Linked DNA regions of Homo sapiens: region 1 is linked to region 2. A link is a contact called in ENCODE Hi-C or POLR2A ChIA-PET data. All regions are on one chromosome and are shown on one strand. The core of a region is the stretch at or near the end of the contact, and the rest is flanking DNA. Distances in the headings are between cores, read along the strand shown.

What was found. A loop is a pair of places that touch in the nucleus more often than their neighbours do. ChIA-PET counts read pairs that join two places held with the same protein, here RNA polymerase II (POLR2A). Pooled maps may share reads with other maps.
Region 1: a loop to region 2 is called in a map of psoas muscle, with 4 times the contacts of the local background. The contact joins two enhancer-like sites. A Hi-C loop is called at or near these places in 1 of 168 maps with a recorded cell type or tissue (psoas muscle), 2 of 37 single-sample maps with no recorded cell type and 7 of 50 pooled maps. POLR2A ChIA-PET finds 5 or more read pairs at or near these places in 1 of 52 experiments (A549).

The regions. Positions count from the first base shown.
Region 1 is chr13:46,147,676-46,154,418 of GRCh38, reverse strand. It overlaps LCP1 (lymphocyte cytosolic protein 1), which reads left to right. Exons shown (of 16, transcript NM_002298.5): 7 at 1,474-1,639; 8 at 3,341-3,483; 9 at 5,972-6,067. Among named protein-coding and RNA genes, the nearest start is that of LCP1, 31 kb to the left of the region's middle. RefSeq lists an enhancer at 3,224-4,423. Within about 2 kb of position 4,803, at least 2 of the 41 ENCODE cell types and tissues checked have a DNase peak (open chromatin) inside an H3K27ac peak, as active enhancers do.
Region 2 is chr13:45,507,438-45,514,130 of GRCh38, reverse strand. COG3 (component of oligomeric golgi complex 3) reads right to left here. Exons shown (of 23, transcript NM_031431.4): 15 at 4,315-4,439; 16 at 2,277-2,366. Among named protein-coding and RNA genes, the nearest start is that of COG3, 46 kb to the right of the region's middle. Within about 2 kb of position 2,355, at least 4 of the 41 ENCODE cell types and tissues checked have a DNase peak (open chromatin) inside an H3K27ac peak, as active enhancers do.

The sequences.
Region 1 (6,743 bases), core at 3,554-6,053, 640 kb before region 2:
ATTTTGGCCACAGCCACGAGTATAATAAATATAACTTGCTTTTATTCCATCAATTTGTTGATTAACTGGAATAGTAACCAGCAGTAAGTGTATTTCTGTGTTGTGTTCCAATATTTTAACATTATCATAATTCTTTTGCTAAGAAACCATATCTAACTTCTTAAATCATGAACGATACATTATCTCCTGTGTGGATTTAAGCAACCTTGTGTACTTTAAAAATGGAAATGGTAACCAAATTGAGAACAATGATTAAACACATATGAATGCACTTAATGTTAAATTTACTCATAATCTTGACCATATATAGAAACAGTATTTTTCACTCATCATTTAAGCACTAGAACAAGGACCCACTTTTCTTCTGATAGTTCTTTTCCTAATTCACTGGCGGCCTTTGCTTTGTTTTTAATTTGCCAATTAAAACAATTTCTATACATCTCTGACATTGATATCTCTTCCTTTTTAAACTCAAGAATAGTACATACAGAGTCTGGACTGAAAACTCCCTTGACTCTATCTCGACTATATGTGAGTTACATTACCTGCATTGTTGTTACTCATAAGAACATAGAATCTATGAGTATGTGTGTGTATACTCAGGTTCCCTAGTTATTACAGATACTCAACAAATCAACCTAGCAAAAACCATTCCATCTTTTCCAGGAATTTTAATCGTATCTATTTTTCATTTTCGTTTTCTTTTTTTTTTTTTTTGAGATGGAGTTTCACTCTTGTCGCCCAGGCTGGAGTGTGATGGCATGATCTCAGCTCACCGCAACCTCTGCCTCCTGGGTTCAAGAGATTCTCCTGCCTCAGCCTCCCGAGTGGCTGGGATTACAGGCACCTGCCACCATGCCCAGCTAATTTTTGTATTTTTAGTAGAGATGGGGTTTCACCATGTTGGTCAGGCTGGTCTCAAACTCCTGACCTTAGGTGATCCACCCGCCTTGACCTCTCAAAGTGCCGGGATTATGGGCATGAGCCACCGTGCCAGCCTTTTCATTTTCTTAACACCCAATCTTCAAGTCAAAAAGCTCTTCTGCTACTCTCTTTTATGATCTTGATTTACATCAACAATTGTCTTATTCATGATGGCCAGTGACAGGACAATGACTTTCTCAAAGGTGTCCCTTTATTTTTGGCCAATAGAGATGTTTTGTGTGTCAGCTTCATCACAGAGCAAGATGGAAAAATATAGGCCTCATCAGTCTCATGCCAACCAGAATGGGCCTTCAACTTATGGTGCTGGTTTGATTGAATGGACCACTGCATGAGTGGTCGGTGTCTGGGTTACTGGATTTTCTCTTCTGGTTATGAGTCACTGTTTTTTTCTCAATGTTAAAATGAGTGAAGACCATGACTCTAAACCTGTGACCTTCGCAGAAGGAAAACATTGTTACTGTTGCCATCGGTATTATTTGGCATCTACAAAGTCATAGAACAAAAACTTGCATACATTTTCTCCCTCAGGAAAATCTGAACTTGGCTCTGAACTCTGCCTCAGCCATCGGGTGCCATGTGGTCAACATAGGGGCTGAGGACCTGAAGGAGGGGAAGCCTTATCTGGTCCTGGGACTTCTGTGGCAAGTCATCAAGATTGGGTTGTTTGCTGACATTGAACTCAGCAGAAATGAAGGTAAGAGCAAGTCCCAAAGGTCATTTATGACACAGCTTTCTAATAACTTACGCGTTGGGGACTGTAGGAGGAAGATGTCAGAAATTCTCAAGTTTTGAAAACTACACAGTTATATTGATTCCATGGTATTCATGTCACAGATTCTATACACACAGACCAGACGTTTTTTAATGATAGAGCAAAAGCTTTTTAAGACCATAGACTAACAATAATGTTTGTTTGGAGCATAGGGCTCAGTCTTGAATGTTTGGCACTCTAACCTCAAGAGGTTTTTTCAGAGCTCACTTTGCCTTTAGATATTTGTAACAAATAAGAGGACTTTTAACTTGCACTTTGCGAAGTAAGCAACTCACATTCATATACTATAGTGAAGGTACCAGATTAGGAGGAACTTGGTCTATTTCTTATCAAAACTATAGAGGAAGGTATAGGTCAAAGGGTTCAAGGTTGCAATTATATGGGATGAATAAGTGGAGATCTAAACAGCACGAGGGCTATAGTTAATAATATTGTGCTGTATACTGGTAATTTGCCAAGAAAGTAGATTTCAGGCACTCTTCCTACAAAAAAGAAAGAAAGAAAGAGATAGAGAGAGAAATGAAGAAAGAAAGAAAGAAAAAGAAAGGTAACGATATGAGATGTGAGTATGTTAATTTGCTTGACCAACAGTAACCACCTTACTGTGTATGTGTCTACCAAGATAAGTATACCAAAACATCACGTTACACACCTTAAATCTATGCAGGCTAGAATAAACATTTTTAAAGACCGTAGAAAATTCCATTTAGGGTTTCAGAGTTCTCAACTAAATATGTAGCTGTCAATCTTATTGCGTCTTCTCTCACCATCTTATCTGTATGTAAACAGTGACAGCCCCCTGGCTTAGACAGAGGTAGCCCACCTTGATAAGTATCATGCAAAACACGATGTTATCTTTTAGTTATCAGGTACAAATCCTACCAATATGAAATCTGTAGTCAAGTTCTAATCTTTAGTTATACATACTTTTTTATTTATATGTCCAAATCACAATAACCAATGAAAAATCCTGAAATATTATTTAAAAACCAATGTATTAAACATAATATAAAGAAGGCGGGGGAGAGGAAATAGGGATCTTAGAACCTGTGAGAAAGAATATTGATCTTCAAATAATGACCTCAGCTAAATTTAAACCTTCTAGCTGAGCAAAAAAATACTTACTCATCTGGGAAAACGTAGAGGAGAGTTGATTACATTGTTGAGTTGCTATAATTAGGCAGGTAAGCACTTGAAATATAAAACACCTATGGGAATAGACAAGAGAACATTGTTATTATTACAAAATTGATCTCTTAAAAGCAAAAATGTTGTCATATTGTGAAATGTGGTTTGACAGACCCAGCAAAACATCCGAGCCAGTAGCCTTGGTTATTTTTATGGCTCTGCCCAAATGTTCTTAAACATAGCGTTGAGATTCACTGTGCTTTGTTTTCTCCATCTGGAAAATGGAGATAATAAATAAGCTCACAATGGCTTACGCCTCTTTTTAGGGAATAATAATAAAATATTTAATCCATGGGAAAGGCTACAAGAACCTTTACCCCAAAGAGGTAACGTTGTTATCTTTAGCTTTTTAGCAGAGCTTAATGAAAGTTATAACCAACCCCCCTCCCCCAACATCGCTGCATTTATTTTTCTGTGGTTTTTGTGCTTCTTCAGCTCTGATTGCTCTTTTGAGAGAAGGTGAGAGCCTGGAGGATTTGATGAAACTCTCCCCTGAAGAGCTCTTGCTGAGGTGGGCTAATTACCACCTGGAAAATGCAGGCTGCAACAAAATTGGCAACTTCAGTACTGACATCAAGGTAGGAGGAGCGTTGTTTGAACATGACTCTCTGCAGGAGTGAAGGGGAATTTGGGCAATAATAAAGAAAAGATAAAGATTTGGGGCTTCCTCTCTTCAGAAGTTCCAGGGTAGTCTGGTGCTGTTTTGGAGGTGCTCACTGTCCTTGAGAGCCCATCTGCTGCTCTAGTCCTGGGCCATACACAGACCTGCCCAGAGTCCTAGTGCAGTGTCTCGATTGGAGTTTCCATATCAGGAAGTAGAGGGACAAAGGTGAGCTAGAGGAAGAGCAAGAGAACAGTCTGCTGTCCAAGTAAAGGGAATATATGTAGGTCTGTAATGTCTCTGGTTTCATAAATGGGAGCAGCAGATGGGAATTCCCTGTAAAAAATTAAATGAAGATGACTCTTCTAGTTATACTAATAACAGCAAACATGGTGTCTGCAACATGCCAGGCACTGTTCTAACTGATTTATATGTGTATTCTCTTATTGAATCCTTACAACAACCCCATGAGGTAAGGGTTATTATCCTCTCATTTTACAGATAAAGAGACAAAGAGGTCCATAGGGGAAAGGCTGAGGCAGGAATACACTGTGGTTTTCAAGTATATGAAAAGTTCCCTGTCAAGGTGAAAGAAAACAGCTATTGGCAATGATGACAGATGGATGAAGATAGAAAGTGGTTAAGGAGCAGAAAGGAATGGAAAGCGGTCCCTAGAAGGAAAGAGTAGGAGATGCTGGGATGCAACACCAGGAAAATACTTCAGTCTCCACTTTCTCAAACATTAAATAACTTTTCCCCAAAGAGAAAGAGTCAGAGGAAAGTTCACATGACTCAACAGGAGTACACCTAGGCTTGTAATTCTTTGAGTAACAGTTTCCCACTGCTATATGACGTGCATTCAGTGGCATTTAGAACTCAGCGTGTGTCAGGCACTGTGCCAGTCAGAGTCAAGCTTCTAGATGGAAAGCCCCCATTTTTTAGGATCTAAGCTAAATCCATCTTTCTAACTATGCATCTTTCATGGGCTATTAACATTCTTCTAGCACCACCAACCGACCTGGGTTTTAACAGGAGCTGGCTGTCATGCTCTCCCTTTGTGCTCAACAGTTAAGCTCTGCAATTGCAAAACTTTTCAGACAAAATTAGGCTGTCAGATCTCAGCTGTAAATTTACCTAATTTCCTGTCATTAAATGGCTGTGTTCTCTAGAACCACCATTTTGTGCTTTGGGAAGTGTCTGTATGAGATAGGAGCTGGCCAGATGAGCACTTACTTATACAGTGTTGTGCCTGTTCTCTGGCAGCCGCTGCATGGCAACTGACTCCGTGCTGTCATGTGTATGTCTGAGTAGCCAGCCAGCAACCTTGGGAGATGTCTTTAAATCGTGTAAATTGGCAAAGGCGAGGAGAACACCCAGGCTAGAGTGAGTGAGAAGGTTCATGAGAGTCAGGTGAAATGAGGTTACTCTTAGCCAAACTAAAAAGATGTAACCCAGGGCAGGCAGATGGTATTGGTGCCTGACACCTGCATGTGACTTTCACTGACTTCAAAATAGCTACAGTGAAAAGTCAGAGAAGGGAGGGTAGATAGAAGGGAGATGAAGATCATTTTCCCCAGGTGCAACATCAATGATTCACACTCTCTGGTTCTCCTCTTTCTAATGCCAAAAGTGGTGAGCATACCTCTCCTCTGCCCAGGCCTTACCTACCCTAACCAGTTGTAGAAACAAAATAATAGCTGATTTTTCGATCTTTATGAGAAATTGAGATGCTATTAAATGATTTAAATAAACTACCTGAAAATCTGTATGCTTTCATTGACTAAGAATAAATTTATATTTTAAGACTATAATTCTGAGAATTCTTTTTGTCAATAAGCATATTTTCAGAATCTAAGAAAACTTGAGAATTCAATACCTGTATCTAATCTGCTATAACTAAATTGAACCATTTTTCTAGCTTCTAGATAAATATGAAATGCACTTTTCTTAATATTTCTCCTTTTACGTAAAGATTGCTTGTTAATGCTTCAATCTTCTGTCTTTGACATCTTTTTCTCTTGCTGATTGTCCATTTAAATGTATTTTAAACTCGCTTTAAACTTGTGCTTCCTTTTTCTGTCACTTTTTTTTAATTAAACCTTAGCTGACTGACTTCTACAGCAATATAAAGGTATATATATATTTTCCTGTATACAATTTAATTCATGTAAATAAGTTGTTTTTCTCCCCTAAAGACAACAGAATAATATCCACTTCTTTAGGGTGCCTTTTGTGTATATCTTGTCTATTTTATTGTTACGCTCCTTTTAAAAAGAAAAGCAAATGTGATATGTAAAGAGACAAATAGAACATTCAAATTAGTGAATGTTTCTAGCTTTGTTAAGTTACATTCTGGAATGATAGCTGAATATGAAATAAAATGTTTGCTTTTGGGAAATCATTGTTATGCTAAGTATGTAATTAGCTGTGCTATTTTGAAATTGGAATTTCTTAATTTCTCACAGGACTCAAAAGCTTATTACCACCTGCTTGAGCAGGTGGCTCCAAAAGGAGATGAAGAAGGTGTTCCTGCTGTTGTTATTGACATGTCAGGACTGCGGGTAAGGCCAGGTCCCAGTTGTGTTTGGAGAATATGATGCTATTTTCATGTTGGCAGTTCCATTACCTTGTGTGGCCCTGATTCTGGAGTTCCATGACTGGGCATTTCTGCCTAAAGCCCTGTTAAAACGGTAAAACTGTGAGCAGTTTGGGATAATAATTGATGAAAACTGAATCTGGAAATACAACATTAAAGAAAGAAACCAATAGTAATTAAACACCATCCAGCATGCTAGGCAATTCTATATATGTTCATCATTTAGTAGACTCTATAACCCCACATGGGTCTGAATGTTATAATAAAACTTCTGTTTTGCCGCCACTTTAATACTGATCTTGAGAAGTCTCTTTGCCCGTTTCTGTGCCTCATTTAATATCACTGGAGTTAAATCCAATGAGTTCATGTTGAAGTCAACTGATTCCTAATGAGAAGTAGAGTAAAAGTAAATGACAAGTAAAGCTCATGAAATGCATAATGTGTAGCGTTATCTAGTAAAGGGTCATATTAAGAAATCATCCTAATTTAAAGTTTTGTTTTCTGAAAATTGGTGGTTTCATGTACTTTAAGGACAGTGGGCCATATTTCAGCAAAATTTTAGGGTTAAGAGTCACTTACAAATGGCTAGAGATTCTCTAGAATTATTTGAGCACATTGAGTGGTTCAAAATCTGAAGTCTG
Region 2 (6,693 bases), core at 1,106-3,605:
TAAGCCTATGAACTTTTTTTAAAATTAGGTCATATTTTTCCCTCCTGAGATCTGAGAAACACAGGATCACTGTAGAAAATAAAGAGATGTATAGGGAATGAGAGAAAAAATCATCCATAGTCACCTAAAAGCTTTCACTGTTACATATTTTCTTCAATGCATTTTATTACATAGTCATACCATATTATCTGATTTGCATCTTAAATACCTGTTGTCTTAATATGTTTAAGTTAAATTTTATTGTTTCATTTTTAAAAATTTAATGACTGTGTAATATTGTTATATAAAACATGCCACAATTTATGTAACCATTTCCTTAACATTAGACATGTGTTTTCTAATTTCACCTATTATCAAAAATGTGCGGGCACAGACTTGGAAATACTTGTTAAAACTTAAATCTGCCTGTCTATAACTTTATTTCTAGTCCCCATGTGAAAATTTCATTTCACCTCTCCATTTCATGAATGAGAAAAATATAGTGGTCACAAAGATAAAGCTTTCCTAGCAACAAGATCCCAAATTATTCTGTGGAGAGATACATATATATAAAATGTATATATCACTTTTATATATATAATTTATATGTATATATTATATATATAATTTATATGTATATATTATATATATAATTTATATGTATATATTATATATATAATTTATATGTATATATTATATATATAATTTATATGTATATATTATATATATAATTTATATGTATATATTATATGTATAATTTATATGTATATATTATATGTATAATTTATATGTATATATTATATATAATTTATATGTATATATTATATGTATAATTTATATGTATATATTATATGTATAATTTATATGTATATATTATATATAATTTATATGTATATATTATATGTATAATTTATATGTATATATTATATATATATAATTTATATGTATATATTATATATATATATATAAAAGCCTTAAAAGTCACGTTTATAAATCCATATATCAAAAAAAGTTCACAGGATCTGAACACTCCAAGTGGGAAGAAAATTTTGGCTAGAAACAGCTCCCACAGCTCCTTCCCTATAGGTGACAGGTATTTTAAGAGGAGAGTTAAGCAAAGCAACACTTTTGAACATGCTCTACTTCCTGGGAAAAAAAAAAAATCTCAGGGTCTGTGGGAGAAGCACATGCCAGCAGCCTTCAGCCCCAGATCCCTTCTGGATTAAAAACTGTAAACCGCTAAGTGCGGTGGCTAACACCTGTAATCCCAGCACTTTGGAAGGCTGAGTCAAGAGGATCATTTGAGCCCAGGAATTTGAGACCAGCCTGTGCAACATGGTGAGATCCTGTCTCTACAAAAAATAAAAAATTTAGCCAGGTACCTGTAGTCCTGTTGCTCAGGAAGCTGAAGCAGGAGAATTGCTTCACCTCAGGAGGTTGAGGCTGCAGTGAACAGAGATCATACCACTGCACTCCAGCTTAGGTGACAGAGTAAGACCCTCTCTCAGAAAAAAAAAAAGGCCAGGCACAGTGGCTCACACCTGTAATTCCAGCACTCTGGGAGGCCAAGGTGGGCAAATCACTTGAGCCCAGGAGTTTGAGACCAGCCTGAGCAACATGACAAAATCCTGTCTCCACAAAAAATACAAAACTTGGCAGGGGCATGAAGGTACATGCCTGTAGTCCCAGATTCTTGGGAGGCTGAGGTAGGAGGATGGATTGAGCTCAGGAGATAGAGGCTGCAGTGAGCTATGATCACACCACTGCACTTCAGCCAGGGAGACAAAGCAAGACCCTGTCTCAAAACAAACAAACAAAATTGTAAGCCATACAGTCATGGTGACTCCTTCTAGTCACACAACCCAGAGCCACAATTACCTGTCCTCAAAATTGACTGACTCATTTCCTCCATGTAAGAACATTCAACTATTTAAAACATTATCGTAGAGAGAGATGATTATAAATTGTGATGTTTCCTTGAAAATGCTTTCTTGGTATTCCAGGGAAATAGTATCATTTCCCCAGTGGCTAGGACTACAACAAGAAACCTTTACTCTATAGAATGTGTAACCTAAGTACCACTTTTGGTACTTTAGCAAAGTTGGACTCTCTTATATAGTACAGTCTTTATTTAGCACTATAATGAAATAACAGTTTCTCTCAAAGAGCCTCAAAATTCAATCATGTTAAACAAATCCTACTGCCAAAACAGCTTTAAACTTCTGTGCCTATAAGTAAATGCTATATTCCACAATATTTTACCAGGAAACAGGATTTCACCTAACACTTCATCAAACCTTGTTTTTGCTGATAGACTCTGACGCTCCAAGTAAGGACTGAATGCAGGCAGACAATGCTTCCTGTGATAATCCTTGGAACACTGCCCTCTGGTGGAATAAAAGAGAATAATCAGCCTGTGGCATTTGACAAAACAAAAAAAAAGGAATATCCTAGGCTGTAAGTGCAAATAACAATGCCTGCTTGCCCTCATGGTTGGATTAATTTACTACTTGTATTATTCTTCCTGGTTTCCTATTCCCATGCAACCTTTCTAAACCAACACATAGATATGTAATATGCAGTCATCCCTGGAAACATTCATGTGACCATTCAATAAATATTGATTAGCATACTAGGCACTGTGCTAGATGCTAGAAATATAGGCAGGCATGGTTCTGACCTCACGGAGCCTTCGCTCCAACAAGATCTCATGTGGGGCTCTTTTTTAAATCTCTAAAACCAACTTTAAAACAAACCCTCAGTAAATCCACTTCTAAAAATACAACAGAATTGTATTTTAGGAAATCATGTACATGGCTCTTCATTACAGTATTATTTAGAACAGCCATAAACTGGAAATAACATAAATGTTCAAAGACAGGGGACTGACAAATAAAATAGGACTAAATCTAAATTATAGAATACTGTTTATGAAATCAAAGAATGCTGAAGGAGGCGGTGAAATTCATAATGGAGTTTAAAAAAAAAAAAAACAGGTTACCAAATGGTATAGGCAGTATGATTCTTAATTTAATTCTGCCATTACTATCTTCCCAGAGGTGTGGCATGGTGGTTGGACCAGGACTCCTGTCAGTCCCCTTGCTTCACTCCCAGCCTCCATTCTACATAAATATGAGCCTATTCATTATTAGGCCACTGTCCTGGGCCCTGGTCTCCAACTTGATGTTATTCTCTTTTTACATTGCTTCTCCCTGTTCTGTGGTTTCCCACAAGGCTATTACTATAGGAAGGAGAGATTAGAGCTGCCACCTGCTGGGTCACTAACCCTGCCTAAGAAAGCTTAAGATGAGCAGCTTAGACCAAGACCCTCGCCTTCCCTTGCTCAGCCTTAACGTATTTTACACTGGATTGTCTTTCCCCACCTTTGATCGGTAAGACTAAAAGTGTTAAGATTTGAATATAAGCTAGGTGAAAAAAGAATAAGCCAGCCTAAGGCATAAGACAAAACTGGCATAGTGACCTCCTCAGGCCTACCTACTATTAAGCTAAAATCCCTGTTAAGCACCCTAAGAGGTTTTATTTCCTAGAGTCTGTGATGACAATGGGTTCTATGTGGAATATGCCTCCTGCGTATTTTCCTTGGGATCCTGACTCCACTGCAGGAAGTTGCTGAATCTCAGCCTAATATCATTATTCAATAAACCTAATGGACACCCTGGGGAGGAAGAGATGCCAAATATCCAAACCTCTCTCTGGAAGAGATCTCATCAGCTGGGCAAAAAGGCTGAGACATCTAAGTCTGTAGAGGTGATCTGGGCCTGTCCTTAAGAGTCCCAGAACTGGGCAAAAGGCACTTTTGGTAGCATTTCAAAATCTATAAGCACAAAGCCCAGCAATTATGCATTTTAAATTAAATATAGAGTAGTGTACATTCTACTGACCCAATGAAACAACTGTGCAGTCCTACAATATAAAATATCTCTGCGGTGTAAGGGTAAATGCATACTCCTTTTGAACCATATCCTTAAGAAATAGTGGCATCTAGACAATTCATTACATGACTGCTGTATTTAATCATTGCTCTAAATGCAGTCAGGGTCTTCTCTTCAGGAATGCACACATAAAACAGTCATGCAAAATTTGCCCACAATTTTGAGGTGTCCATAGACTCCCCAAAGCCCATTACTGAATTATAAGTTTCTATAGAAAGTTCAGGTTAGAAATTCCTAAATTAGCTTGACCTCAAGTTACTTCCATATCTAAAAATCATGATTTTAAGAATATCCAACAAAATACTTTATCAAGATCTTAAAATGTAAATTTAAAAATATTTCAAGTGAAAGAACGAGCAATTCACAGTAAAGATACACGTACATCTATGCATCTGTATAATTTGGAGAGACAGACAAGAGTTCTTCGAACCGTAGGATACCACATTCCATGAAGATCTGCTGGAGAAATTGTGGTCTGTGGTCTAGGATTGAGGGATTCTGTTGAACCTAAAACCCAAGTGGAAAAGAAGACACATTTCACACATGTGGATATTTGTCTTACAATAATTTACATGGCAACTATAAACTGCTTATTCTCATTAGCTATAAGTAGCTAGAGGGCACCAATTTTTTCCCACCTCAGTTTTCATCAAGAATACCCTAAGAAATCTAAATCAGTGACAGGTGAGATTTAACACAGTAACTGAGAATACACATGAATATGGACATACATACATTCCAGCTTCATATATATATGCTCAACCCAAGTTGCTTTTCCCAAATTGTGATCAATAATCTTTATGGAACATAGGAAAAGCATAATCACATTATAGAATGCAGCCATTAAAAAGGAGGCAGATCGTCTGGGCACAGTGGCTCACGCCTGTAACCCCAGCACTTTGGGATGCCGAGGCAGGCGGATCATGAGGTCAGGAGTTCAAGACCATCCTGACCAATGTGGTGAAACCTCGTCTCTACTAAAAATACAAAAATTAGTCAGGCGTGGTGGCGTGTGCCTGTAGTCCCAGCTACTCGAGAGGCTGAGGCAGGAAAATCGCTTGAACCTGGGAGCCGGAGGTTACAGTGAGCCAAGATCTCGCCACTGCACTCCAGCCTGGGCAACAAAGTGAGACTCCGTCTCAAAAAAAAAAAAAAAGGAAGCAGATCTCTATGTAGTCATGAGGAAGGAAGCAGGTGGGAGCCTGTGGAGGTGGGGGAGTAACAAGAAAACAAAGCACTTCTAAACAGGGGGATTAATCAAATTAGGTTCACCTGTCAGACTGTCTTCCACACTCTGAGTCAAATCACATACAGGCCTAGTTAGTACATCCAATTCCCAGGTGACCAGAGCGGGCTTCCCCCCACCACTGGGAAGGTCAGAAAAGGCAGACTCTGGCGACTGTGAGGAAGAGCAGGTGGGGAGTATGGTTGAGCAAAGACACCTCTGTAAGGGAAGTACAATCACTTCTGGGTCGAGGGACCAAATTTCAAATGAACCATGAAAAGTGGAGCTGGTATAATACTTTGAGACAACAGGTGATATTGAAAGATGGACTAGGCATTAGAGGACATTAGCAAACTCATTAAATTTTTAGTGCAATAATGGTTTATTGTTAAGTAAAAGATGTCGTTATTTTTTGGAGATGCTGAAATACTCAAGGGTGAAGTGTCAATGACGTCAATAATTTAAAATGGTTCATAAAATATATATTTACACACACACCCCAACACATACAAATACACACATACACATATATGTATATATATGTGTATGTGTGTGTGTGTGTGTGTGTGTATATATATATATATATAAAAATATATATAAAAAATAAAATGTTAAGTCTTGAATCCAAGTTGTGGGTATGGGTGTTCATCATTCATCTTTCTTTCAACTTTTCTGTATATTTGGAATGTTTTCAATAATAAGAAAATAGAAGTAGATCTATGATACACTGGTATTAAGTTACAGAGCAAACATTAATTCCTTTTTATAAATGGTTATAGCAGCATATTCTTACAAGAAGGCCTGTAGGTTGTATAGCACAGATTTGAGGGGAAAGGGATGAGGGAGAAAGGTTGAAGCTTAGTGCTTTCTTTCCTTTTTTTTTTTTTTTTTTTTTTTTTTTTTTTAGGTTGGACCTAGGCTCTGTCACCTAGGCTGGAGTGCAGCGGCGCAATCTCAGCCCACTGCAACCTCCACCTCCTGGGTTCAAGTGATTCTTCTGCCTCAGCCTCCTGAGTAGCTGGGATCACAGGCTCATGCCACCACACCCGGCTAATTTTCTGTACTTTTAGTAGAGACAGGGTTTCACCATGTTGGTCAGGATGGTCTTGATCTCCTGACCTAGTGATCCACCCACCTCAGCCTCCCAAAGTGCTGGGATTACAGGCATGAGCCACCACACCCAGGCTTTTTTTTTTTTTCTTTTTTTCTGAGACAGAGTCTGGCTCTGTTGCCCAGGCTGGAGTACAGTGGCACAATCTCAGCTCACTGCAACCTCCGCCTATTGGGGTCAAGCAATTCTTGTGCCTCAGCCTCCCGAGTAGCTGGGATTACAGGCATGTGCCACCACACCCAGCTAATTTTTGTATTTTTAGTAGAGATGGGGTTTTGCCATGTTAGTCAGGCTGGTCTCAAACTCCTGACCGTGGGTGATCTGCCCACCTCGGCCTCCCAAAGTGCTGGAATTACAGGTGTGAGCCACCGTGCCTGGCCAGTACTTTCACTTTACAATTCTGTAAGCTTTTTTTCCAAAAACAA